Linked DNA regions of Homo sapiens: region 2 is linked to region 1. Evidence: read pairs that join two places in POLR2A ChIA-PET (ENCODE). Cell type or tissue: Panc1. All regions are shown on one strand. Links, peaks and the distances in the headings refer to the core of each region. The heading gives the core; the rest is flanking DNA. Region 1 overlaps AHNAK (AHNAK nucleoprotein). Region 2 overlaps LOC102723765 (a long non-coding RNA gene).

The links. Peaks named below come from ENCODE experiments on the same cell type or tissue, not always from the same donor. Only the 100,000 strongest peaks of a DNase experiment are listed, where the experiment ranks them.
Region 2: POLR2A ChIA-PET joins it to region 1 with 8 read pairs; 12 of 35 experiments call an interaction of 5 or more read pairs at or near these places.

What each region holds. Positions count from the first base shown.
Region 1 is chr11:62,524,275-62,529,646 of GRCh38, reverse strand. AHNAK (AHNAK nucleoprotein) reads left to right here. Exons shown (of 5, transcript NM_001620.3): 5 at 1-5,372. Among named protein-coding and RNA genes, the nearest start is that of AHNAK, 20 kb to the left of the region's middle. In Panc1, for the core only: no CTCF peak of the experiment used is centred there; no DNase peak of the experiment used is centred there.
Region 2 is chr11:62,408,269-62,413,640 of GRCh38, reverse strand. LOC102723765 (a long non-coding RNA gene) reads left to right here. Exons shown (of 4, transcript XR_007062699.1): 3 at 1,629-2,464; 4 at 3,033-3,545. Among named protein-coding and RNA genes, the nearest start is that of SCGB1A1, 8.1 kb to the left of the region's middle. In Panc1, for the core only: no CTCF peak of the experiment used is centred there; no DNase peak of the experiment used is centred there; H3K27ac peaks cover 537 bases.

The DNA of each region.
Region 1 (5,372 bases), core at 251-5,250:
CCTAAACTGAAAACTGATGTAGATGTTTCCCTTCCCAAAGTGGAAGGAGACTTGAAGGGTCCTGAAATTGATGTGAAAGCCCCTAAGATGGATGTGAATGTTGGTGATATTGATATTGAAGGTCCAGAAGGGAAGTTGAAGGGCCCCAAGTTTAAGATGCCTGAGATGCATTTCAAGGCCCCCAAGATCTCCATGCCCGATGTGGACTTACACTTGAAAGGCCCCAAAGTCAAAGGGGATATGGATGTGTCTGTGCCCAAGGTAGAAGGTGAAATGAAAGTGCCAGATGTTGACATTAAAGGGCCCAAAGTGGACATTGATGCCCCAGATGTGGAGGTTCACGACCCAGATTGGCACCTGAAAATGCCCAAGATGAAAATGCCCAAGTTCAGTATGCCTGGCTTCAAAGCAGAGGGCCCTGAAGTGGATGTGAATCTGCCAAAGGCTGACATTGATGTGTCTGGACCCAGTGTGGACACTGATGCTCCTGATTTGGATATTGAGGGACCAGAAGGAAAGTTGAAAGGCTCCAAATTTAAGATGCCCAAGTTGAATATAAAAGCTCCCAAGGTCTCCATGCCAGATGTGGACTTGAATTTGAAGGGACCCAAACTGAAGGGAGAGATAGATGCTTCTGTGCCAGAACTGGAAGGTGATCTCAGAGGGCCGCAAGTTGATGTCAAAGGTCCTTTTGTGGAAGCGGAGGTGCCCGATGTTGATCTGGAGTGTCCTGATGCAAAGTTGAAAGGGCCCAAGTTTAAGATGCCTGAGATGCACTTCAAGGCCCCCAAGATCTCCATGCCTGATGTGGACTTACACCTGAAAGGCCCCAAAGTCAAAGGGGATGCGGATGTGTCGGTGCCAAAATTGGAGGGAGATTTAACAGGCCCCAGTGTGGGTGTGGAGGTGCCTGATGTTGAGCTGGAGTGTCCTGATGCAAAGTTGAAAGGCCCTAAATTTAAGATGCCAGACATGCACTTCAAGGCCCCCAAGATCTCCATGCCTGATGTGGACTTACACTTGAAAGGCCCCAAAGTCAAAGGGGATGTGGATGTGTCGGTGCCAAAATTGGAGGGAGATTTAACAGGTCCCAGTGTGGGTGTGGAGGTGCCTGATGTTGAGCTGGAGTGTCCTGATGCAAAGTTGAAAGGGCCCAAGTTTAAGATGCCTGAGATGCACTTCAAGACCCCCAAGATCTCCATGCCTGATGTGGACTTACACCTGAAAGGCCCCAAAGTCAAAGGGGATATGGATGTGTCTGTGCCCAAGGTAGAAGGTGAAATGAAAGTGCCAGATGTTGACATCAAAGGACCCAAAATGGACATTGATGCCCCAGATGTGGATGTTCATGGCCCAGACTGGCACCTGAAGATGCCCAAGATGAAAATGCCCAAGTTCAGCATGCCTGGCTTCAAAGCAGAGGGCCCAGAAGTGGATGTGAACTTGCCCAAGGCTGATGTTGTTGTCTCAGGACCCAAGGTGGATGTTGAAGTCCCAGATGTGAGCCTTGAAGGTCCAGAAGGGAAGCTGAAGGGCCCCAAGCTTAAGATGCCTGAGATGCACTTCAAGGCCCCCAAGATCTCCATGCCTGATGTGGACTTACACTTGAAAGGCCCCAAAGTCAAAGGGGATGTGGATGTGTCTTTGCCAAAATTGGAGGGAGATTTAACAGGCCCCAGTGTGGATGTGGAGGTGCCTGATGTTGAGCTGGAGTGTCCTGATGCAAAGTTGAAAGGGCCCAAGTTTAAGATGCCTGAGATGCACTTCAAGACCCCCAAGATCTCCATGCCTGATGTGAACTTAAACTTGAAAGGCCCCAAAGTCAAAGGGGATATGGATGTGTCTGTTCCCAAGGTAGAAGGTGAAATGAAAGTGCCAGATGTTGACATCAGAGGGCCCAAAGTGGACATTGATGCCCCAGATGTGGATGTTCATGGCCCAGACTGGCACCTGAAGATGCCTAAGATGAAAATGCCCAAGTTCAGCATGCCTGGCTTCAAAGGAGAGGGCCCAGAAGTGGATGTGAACTTGCCCAAGGCTGACGTTGATGTCTCAGGACCCAAGGTGGATGTTGAAGTCCCAGATGTGAGCCTTGAAGGTCCAGAAGGGAAGCTGAAGGGCCCCAAGTTTAAGATGCCTGAGATGCACTTCAAGACCCCCAAGATCTCCATGCCTGATGTTGATTTCAATTTAAAGGGACCCAAAATCAAAGGAGATGTTGATGTTTCTGCCCCAAAGCTGGAGGGAGAGTTAAAAGGTCCAGAATTGGATGTCAAAGGTCCCAAATTAGATGCTGACATGCCAGAAGTAGCTGTGGAAGGCCCAAATGGCAAGTGGAAAACTCCTAAGTTCAAGATGCCAGATATGCACTTTAAAGCTCCCAAAATCTCTATGCCAGACCTCGATCTACACTTGAAGAGCCCCAAGGCAAAAGGAGAGGTGGATGTAGATGTTCCCAAATTGGAAGGGGACCTTAAAGGGCCACATGTGGATGTCAGTGGGCCAGACATTGACATTGAGGGACCAGAGGGCAAATTGAAAGGCCCTAAGTTCAAGATGCCTGATATGCATTTCAAAGCCCCCAATATTTCTATGCCTGATGTTGATCTAAATCTCAAAGGACCCAAAATCAAGGGGGATGTGGATGTGTCTGTGCCTGAGGTAGAAGGTAAACTTGAAGTACCAGATATGAACATCAGGGGCCCCAAAGTTGATGTAAATGCCCCCGATGTCCAAGCTCCAGACTGGCACCTGAAGATGCCCAAGATGAAAATGCCCAAGTTCAGCATGCCTGGCTTCAAAGCAGAGGGCCCTGAAGTAGACGTCAACTTGCCTAAGGCTGACGTTGACATCTCAGGACCCAAGGTGGACATTGAAGGCCCTGATGTTAATATTGAAGGACCAGAGGGAAAGTTGAAAGGGCCTAAGTTAAAGATGCCAGAGATGAACATCAAAGCCCCCAAGATCTCCATGCCTGACTTTGATTTGCATCTGAAAGGTCCCAAGGTGAAGGGCGATGTGGATGTTTCTCTGCCCAAAGTGGAAGGTGACCTCAAGGGCCCCGAAGTTGACATCAAGGGGCCCAAAGTGGATATTAATGCCCCAGATGTGGGTGTTCAAGGCCCAGACTGGCACCTGAAGATGCCCAAGGTGAAAATGCCAAAGTTCAGCATGCCTGGCTTCAAAGGAGAGGGCCCAGATGGGGATGTGAAGCTGCCCAAGGCTGACATTGATGTCTCAGGACCCAAAGTGGACATTGAAGGCCCTGATGTTAACATTGAAGGACCAGAGGGAAAGTTGAAAGGGCCTAAGTTCAAGATGCCAGAGATGAATATCAAAGCCCCCAAGATCTCCATGCCTGATATTGACTTAAACCTGAAAGGACCCAAAGTGAAGGGTGATGTGGATGTTTCCCTTCCTAAAGTGGAAGGTGACCTCAAGGGCCCAGAAGTTGACATCAAGGGCCCAAAAGTGGACATTGACGCACCTGATGTTGATGTTCATGGCCCAGACTGGCACCTAAAGATGCCCAAGATAAAAATGCCCAAGATCAGCATGCCTGGCTTCAAAGGAGAAGGTCCAGATGTGGACGTGAACCTGCCCAAGGCTGACATTGATGTCTCAGGACCGAAAGTGGATGTTGAATGTCCCGATGTGAATATCGAAGGACCTGAAGGAAAGTGGAAAAGTCCAAAGTTTAAGATGCCAGAGATGCATTTTAAGACTCCAAAGATATCCATGCCAGATATTGACCTGAATCTCACAGGTCCAAAAATAAAAGGAGATGTGGATGTTACAGGCCCTAAGGTAGAGGGAGATCTGAAAGGTCCTGAAGTTGACCTCAAAGGCCCCAAAGTGGACATTGATGTCCCAGATGTTAATGTTCAGGGTCCAGACTGGCACCTGAAGATGCCCAAGATGAAAATGCCCAAGTTCAGCATGCCTGGCTTCAAAGCAGAGGGCCCTGAAGTGGATGTGAACCTGCCCAAGGCTGACGTTGATGTCTCAGGCCCCAAAGTGGACGTTGAAGGCCCTGATGTTAACATTGAAGGACCAGAGGGAAAGTTGAAAGGGCCCAAGTTCAAGATGCCAGAGATGAATATCAAAGCCCCCAAGATCCCCATGCCTGACTTTGATTTGCATCTGAAAGGTCCCAAGGTGAAGGGCGATGTGGATATTTCTCTGCCCAAAGTGGAAGGTGACCTCAAGGGCCCTGAAGTTGACATCAGGGGTCCCCAAGTGGACATTGATGTCCCGGATGTGGGCGTTCAAGGCCCAGACTGGCACCTAAAAATGCCCAAAGTGAAAATGCCCAAATTCAGCATGCCTGGCTTCAAAGGAGAGGGCCCAGATGTGGATGTGAACCTGCCCAAGGCTGACCTTGATGTCTCAGGACCCAAGGTGGACATTGATGTTCCAGATGTGAATATCGAAGGCCCAGAGGGAAAGTTGAAAGGTCCCAAATTCAAAATGCCTGAGATGAACATCAAAGCCCCCAAGATCTCCATGCCTGACATTGATCTTAACCTGAAAGGTCCCAAAGTGAAGGGTGACATGGATGTGTCTCTGCCAAAAGTGGAAGGTGACATGAAAGTTCCTGACGTGGATATTAAAGGCCCCAAAGTGGATATTAATGCCCCAGATGTGGATGTTCAAGGCCCAGACTGGCACCTGAAGATGCCTAAAATAAAAATGCCCAAGATCAGCATGCCTGGCTTCAAAGGAGAAGGTCCAGAAGTGGACGTGAACCTGCCCAAGGCTGACCTTGACGTCTCAGGACCCAAGGTGGACGTTGATGTTCCAGATGTGAATATTGAAGGTCCAGATGCGAAACTGAAGGGCCCTAAATTCAAGATGCCAGAGATGAACATCAAAGCTCCTAAAATATCAATGCCTGATTTGGACCTCAATCTTAAAGGCCCTAAAATGAAAGGAGAGGTGGATGTTTCACTTGCAAATGTAGAAGGTGATTTGAAAGGACCTGCTCTTGACATAAAAGGCCCAAAGATAGATGTAGATGCTCCAGATATTGACATTCATGGCCCAGATGCCAAATTAAAAGGTCCAAAACTGAAGATGCCTGACATGCATGTAAACATGCCCAAGATCTCCATGCCAGAAATTGACTTGAATTTGAAAGGCTCAAAGCTTAAGGGAGATGTTGATGTCTCTGGGCCCAAGTTGGAAGGTGACATTAAAGCTCCCAGTTTGGATATAAAGGGCCCAGAAGTGGACGTTTCCGGTCCTAAGCTTAATATCGAAGGCAAGTCAAAGAAATCTCGTTTTAAGCTTCCCAAATTTAATTTTTCGGGCTCTAAAGTTCAGACACCTGAAGTGGATGTCAAAGGTAAAAAGCCAGATATTGACATAAC
Region 2 (5,372 bases), core at 290-5,289, 120 kb after region 1:
ATGGCAGGTGGGAGGGGTTGGGCCAGCAGCAGCCCCAGCCCATACTGCCAGAAGGCATTGGCTGAGGCCAGGTGCTTGCCCCCAGGTTCAGTGCTTGGTGTATTGTAATGAGCAGGAAGCTGGGGTGCAGTGTGCTGGCAGCTGGCTGGCTGCAAGTCCCAGCGTGGCCCAGACAACAGGTTGGCGGCCTGTTCCGAGCCTATCCATCCGGCTGGGCTGCTGGGGGAGGACTAGTCGGGCCATGGGCTTGGGTCAGCTCCCGGGGCAAGCCGTAGAGGTCAGCTTCCTCCCTCCACCCTGAGTATCCAGCTCTTCTAGTGCTCAGGAAATAACTCTTGAGCAGAGTAGGTTTTTCCTTAGGGGTTTGGTTCATTCTCTTCTGCCTTGGCAGCTCCTGGGGCTGACGCCTGCATTGATTGACCCAGGGACCTCCTAGGAGGAGCCTGGCAACCTCTGGACATTCCAGCCTTTCTGTCCACCAGCCACAATGCCTAGGGCCTGTGAGCCTTTAGATGGCCTCAAAAATGGTCATGTATCTGCTGGCTGCAAAACACAAAAAGAAAATCTCAAAATTGTAATTAATGGATATTGATAACAATTTCAACGAGTAAACTGCATTTTAGTTCAACTATTATGTAGTTGTATGCAAATGTAATAAAGTTTAAATTATATGTACCAAATGCATAATCCGTTTTTAGGGTCAAAATTATTATTATTATTATTTTTTGAGACAGAGTCTCGCTCTGTCACCCAGGCTGGAGTGCAGTGGCATGATGGCATGATCTCGGCTCACTGCAACCTCTGCCTCCCAGGTTCAAGCGATTCTCGTGCCTCAGCCCCCTGAGTAGCTGGGACTACAGGCATGCACCACCACACCTGGCTAATTTTTTGTATGTTTAGTAGAGATGGGGTTTCGCCATGTTGGCTAGGTTGGTCTTGAACTCCTGACCTCAAGTGACCCGCCCGCCTCGGCCTTCCAAAGTGCTGGGATTACAGGTGTGAGCCACCGTGCCCGGCCTATTATTATTTTCTGAGACAGGATCTTGTTCTGTCACCTAGGCTGGAGTGCAGTGGTGTGATCACGGCTCACTGTAGCCTCAAACTTCTGGGCTCAAGGGAACCTCCTGCCTCAATCTCTTGGGTAGCTGGGACTGCAGTTGTGTGCCACCACATCCGGCTAATTTTCTTTTTCTTTTCTTTTTTTTTTTTTTTTTTTGAGATGGAGTTTCACTCTTGTCATCCAGGTTGGAGTGCAGTGGTATGATCTCGGCTCACTTGTAACCTCCGCCTCCCAGGTTCAAGTGATTCTCCTGCCTCACCCTCCCAAGTAGCTGAGACTACAGGCAGGCGCCACCATGCTTGGCTAATTTTTTGTATTTTTAGTAGAGACGGGGTTTCACCATGTTGGCCAGGCTGGTCTTGAACTCCTGACCTCAGGTGATCAGCCCATCTTAGCCTCCCAAAGTGCTGGGATTATAGGCATGAGCCACCGTGCCTGGACACCTTTGATTTTTTCATGCTGTGGGATATCCCTTTTCATGGATGTAATGTCATCTTTGCAGGGATATAATGTAATTTAATTTTCCAGTGCCTTATTGATGGACGTTTGCACTTTTTTTTTTTTCCAGTTTTTCTGCTGTTACAAACCACAGAGCAACGCGTGTGCCTCCTCCCGCCCTGGGGACTCTTTCTGTGGGAGAGGTGCCTGGATTTAGAGGAGCGACCACTCTTCATTTGTAGGTACTCTCCCTAGCCTGGGAGCCCTTCAGCTCCCACTCCAGAGTGGTTGTTGGTGGTAATACGCCAGGCCTGGGGAAGCAGGAGTGGGAAGGTGTGAGAGGTGGGGGAGTGTGGTTGTCAACTGTTCTGATTTTCCACCAGGATCTTGGTCACTTTCCCAGTTGTCACTCGGCCCACAAACTAGGATGTGAGCAGCATATTAAGAATCTGCAGAGATGTTCCCGTCTGCCCGGCATATGGATGTCCTTCTGGGCTGCAAAGTGGCATCCTGTGGGCAACTCCCCCCACAACAACCAGCTGTGAGCTGTGCCCAGGCACAGAGGGACCTGGCTTTCCCTGTTTCTGCAGATGGAGCCCAGGGTTTCAGGGAGGGAGGGGGCAGGCTGGGACCTGTTGGGGATCTGGGCACTTTCTCATGCTCCTTGAGCTGCAAGTCATAGAAGGAGTGGGGTGGGAGCTGGGAATGTACCTTCCCAAGGCCACTGGCAGAACCAGCAGGCCCTTTGCTCTGGGATGAGCTCCCTCTGAGGGGTGGGGACAGTAAAGCGGACCGAAGTCCCTGTTCTGCGGGATGGAAACTGGCTCCCCTCCATTGTACAGGCCAGCTCTGGGGATTTGGGCAGCAGATTTGGGGTTGACAGCAGAATGACATGATCACCAGTTGACCTTGGCCAGGATGCCAGCTTACTTTCTCGCTTACTTCTGCAGGTTCTTTGTTCTGCGGGTGAGTCACCCAGGTCCTGCCCTCCGTGCCTGTCTGCCCTCTCCCACTTTCCCTGCCCTGAGCTTGTTCCCACTTGTAGATTTGGCAGGTCACTGCCAAGGCCCCTATTCCCCCAACATGGCCAGTGCCCTAAGGGTGGGTTGTACAGGGAGGAGCTGGCGTGGTCAGTAGACTTGAATCAGGGACAACTCGGCTGCTGAAGGCTGAGGGGGCCTTGCAGGGCTGCAGGTGCCTTGTGCACACAGGGAGTGGGTAGAGAAGGCAACCAGGGGCTCCTTCAGGCCTTAATGCTCTGCAGCCCAGTGAGGCTGTGCCCAGAGAGTCTGGCGAGGCCCTGGTCTGCTCCCCCAGCCAATGGCCTGATGCTGTTCCATCTGGGCACCCTGTCACTTTTCGTTCATCAGGGAGTACAGGGTGATTCAGGGTCTCAAATGCAGGTGTTCACAAAATGAAATAGAACTTCCCTCTATCCCCGTGCTTCTTTTTATTTTTATAACAAATATACATCGTTATATTTTATTTTTATATTTATGTATTTTATATATATGTGACATCTACTACATGACAGAAAATATTTATGGCCAGGCAAGGTGGCTTACACCTGTAATGCCAGCACTTTGGGAGGCTGAGGCAGGCGGATCACCTGAGGTCGAGAGTTGGAGACCAGTGTGACCAACATGGAGAAACCCCATCTCTACTAAAAATACAAAATCAGCTGGGGGTGGTGGCGCATGCCTGTAATCCCAGCTACTCGGGAAGCTGAGGCAGGAGAATCGCTTGAACCGGGGAGGCGGAGGTTGTGGTGAGCCGAGATTGCACCATTGCACTCCAGCCTGGCAACAAGGGATAAACCCCGTCTCAAAAAAAAAAAAAGAAAAAAAAAAAGAAAAAAATATTTATAATGTAACTAATATAGCTAAAATAAAATGTAATTTCAGTCTCAAGCCTTCATTCTGTTAAGGGGACAGAAACTTAATCTTGGTCATCTTGGGGTCTCCCTCCCTGGGGCTGTGCCTGACTTCCAGGGGGCTCGGCGTTGGCAGGATTTCTGGTGCTTGAGGTCACCTGTCAGCCTGTCTCTTGTCATTGGCTATCCGCCGTGCCATCTGCTCCTGTGTGTCCTTGGCACTGTTCGCATGTCTCCAGCTCGCTGGCTTTCTCTGCCACCTTGGAGCCACTCCTGGGTGCACAGGAGTCTTACTGCTCCCACGCTGTGCTGGGGCCTGGGAAGACTGCTGTGGCCTACCTGCCTCCGTGTAGCACACACACCCATTTCTTCTTCTTCTTCTCCTTCTCCTTCTTCAGACAGAGACTCACTCTGTCACCTAGGCTGGACTGCAGTGGTGCCAAATTGGCTCACTGCAACCTCCGCCTCCCGGGTTCAAGCGATTCTCCTGCCTCAGTCTCCCGAGTAGCTGGGATTACAGGCACACGCCACCATGCCTGGCTAATTTTTGTATTTTTAGTAGAGATGGGGTTTCACCATGTTGGCCAGGCTGGTCTCGAACTCCTGACCTCAAGTGATCCACCTGCCTCAGCCTCCCAAATTGTTGGGATTACAGGCGTGAGCTGCCATACCCAGCCTGTTCTTGGAGGGCTCTTCTCTCTGTTCTCAGACTCTTCAAACCCACTCAGGAGCTCTGCCACCTCACTAAGGCTTGGTCTCTCTGGTAGCTTACCTGGAGAATTGGACACCTGGGGAGGATCATTTTTTAATGATCCTCCTGAGTAGCTGGGACCACAGGCAAGTGCCACCATGCCCTGCTATTTAAAAAAAATTTTTCAGCCTGACCAACATAGTGAAACCCTATCTCTACTAAAAATACAAAACTTAGCCGGGTGTGGTGGCGGGTGCCTGTGATCCCAGCTACTCAGGAGGCTGAGGCAGGAGAATGGCGTGAACCCGGGAGGCGGAGCTTGCAGTGAGCTGAGATCGCGCCACTGCACTCCAGCCTGGGCGACAGAGCGAGACTCTGTCTCGAAAAAAAAATTTTTTTTTTGTGGAGATGGGGGTCCCACTATGTTGCCCAGGTTGGTTTTGAACTCCTGAACTCCAGCAATCCTCCTGCTTTGGCCTCCCAAGGTGCTGGGATTACAGTCATGAGCACTGTGCCTGGCTGATTTATCCAATAGTTTTTATATTTACCTAACCAGATTTTGATATTTTGGTTATCATCTGATATAGTAATATTTTATGTAAATTATTGAGTAACGCCAGGTGTGGTGACTCACTCCTGTAATCCCAGCAATTTGGGAAGCCGAGGCGGGTGGATCACCTGATGTCAGGAGTTCAAGACCAGCCTGACCAACATGGAGAAACCCTGTCTCTACTAAAAATACAAAATTAGCCGGACATGGTGGCGCATGTCTGTAGTCCCAGCTACTTGGGAGGCTGAGGCAGGAGAATCGCTTGAACCCAGGAGGTGGAGGTTGTGGTGAGCTGAGATCATGCCATTGCACTCCAGCCTGGGCAACAACAGGGAGACTCTGTCTCAAACACAAAAACAAAAACAAACAAACAAAAATTCTCGAGTACCCAATAAGTAAATTTTTTTGAAACCAAAATGTCTATAAAATCTATAAAAGGTAAAATTTAGGCAACTACTAAATGGTACCATTGATGTGATGTTTTACTTTTTTGAGTTGTTCTTTAGTTCTAAAACAAATACCATTGGGAAGGAATATTTCAACTGTAAAGATATTAAAATACAGTAAAATATTTCCTGTATGAACTAAAATGTTCTCTTAACAAATATTATATCATACACTCTATCATTATTTTGAATGTGTTTTTTTTTTTTTTTTGAGACGGAGTCTCGCTCTGTCCCGCAGGCTGGAGTGCAGCGGCGCGATCTCAGCTCACTGCAGGCTCTGCCTCCCGGGTGCCCACCACCACGCCTGGCTAATT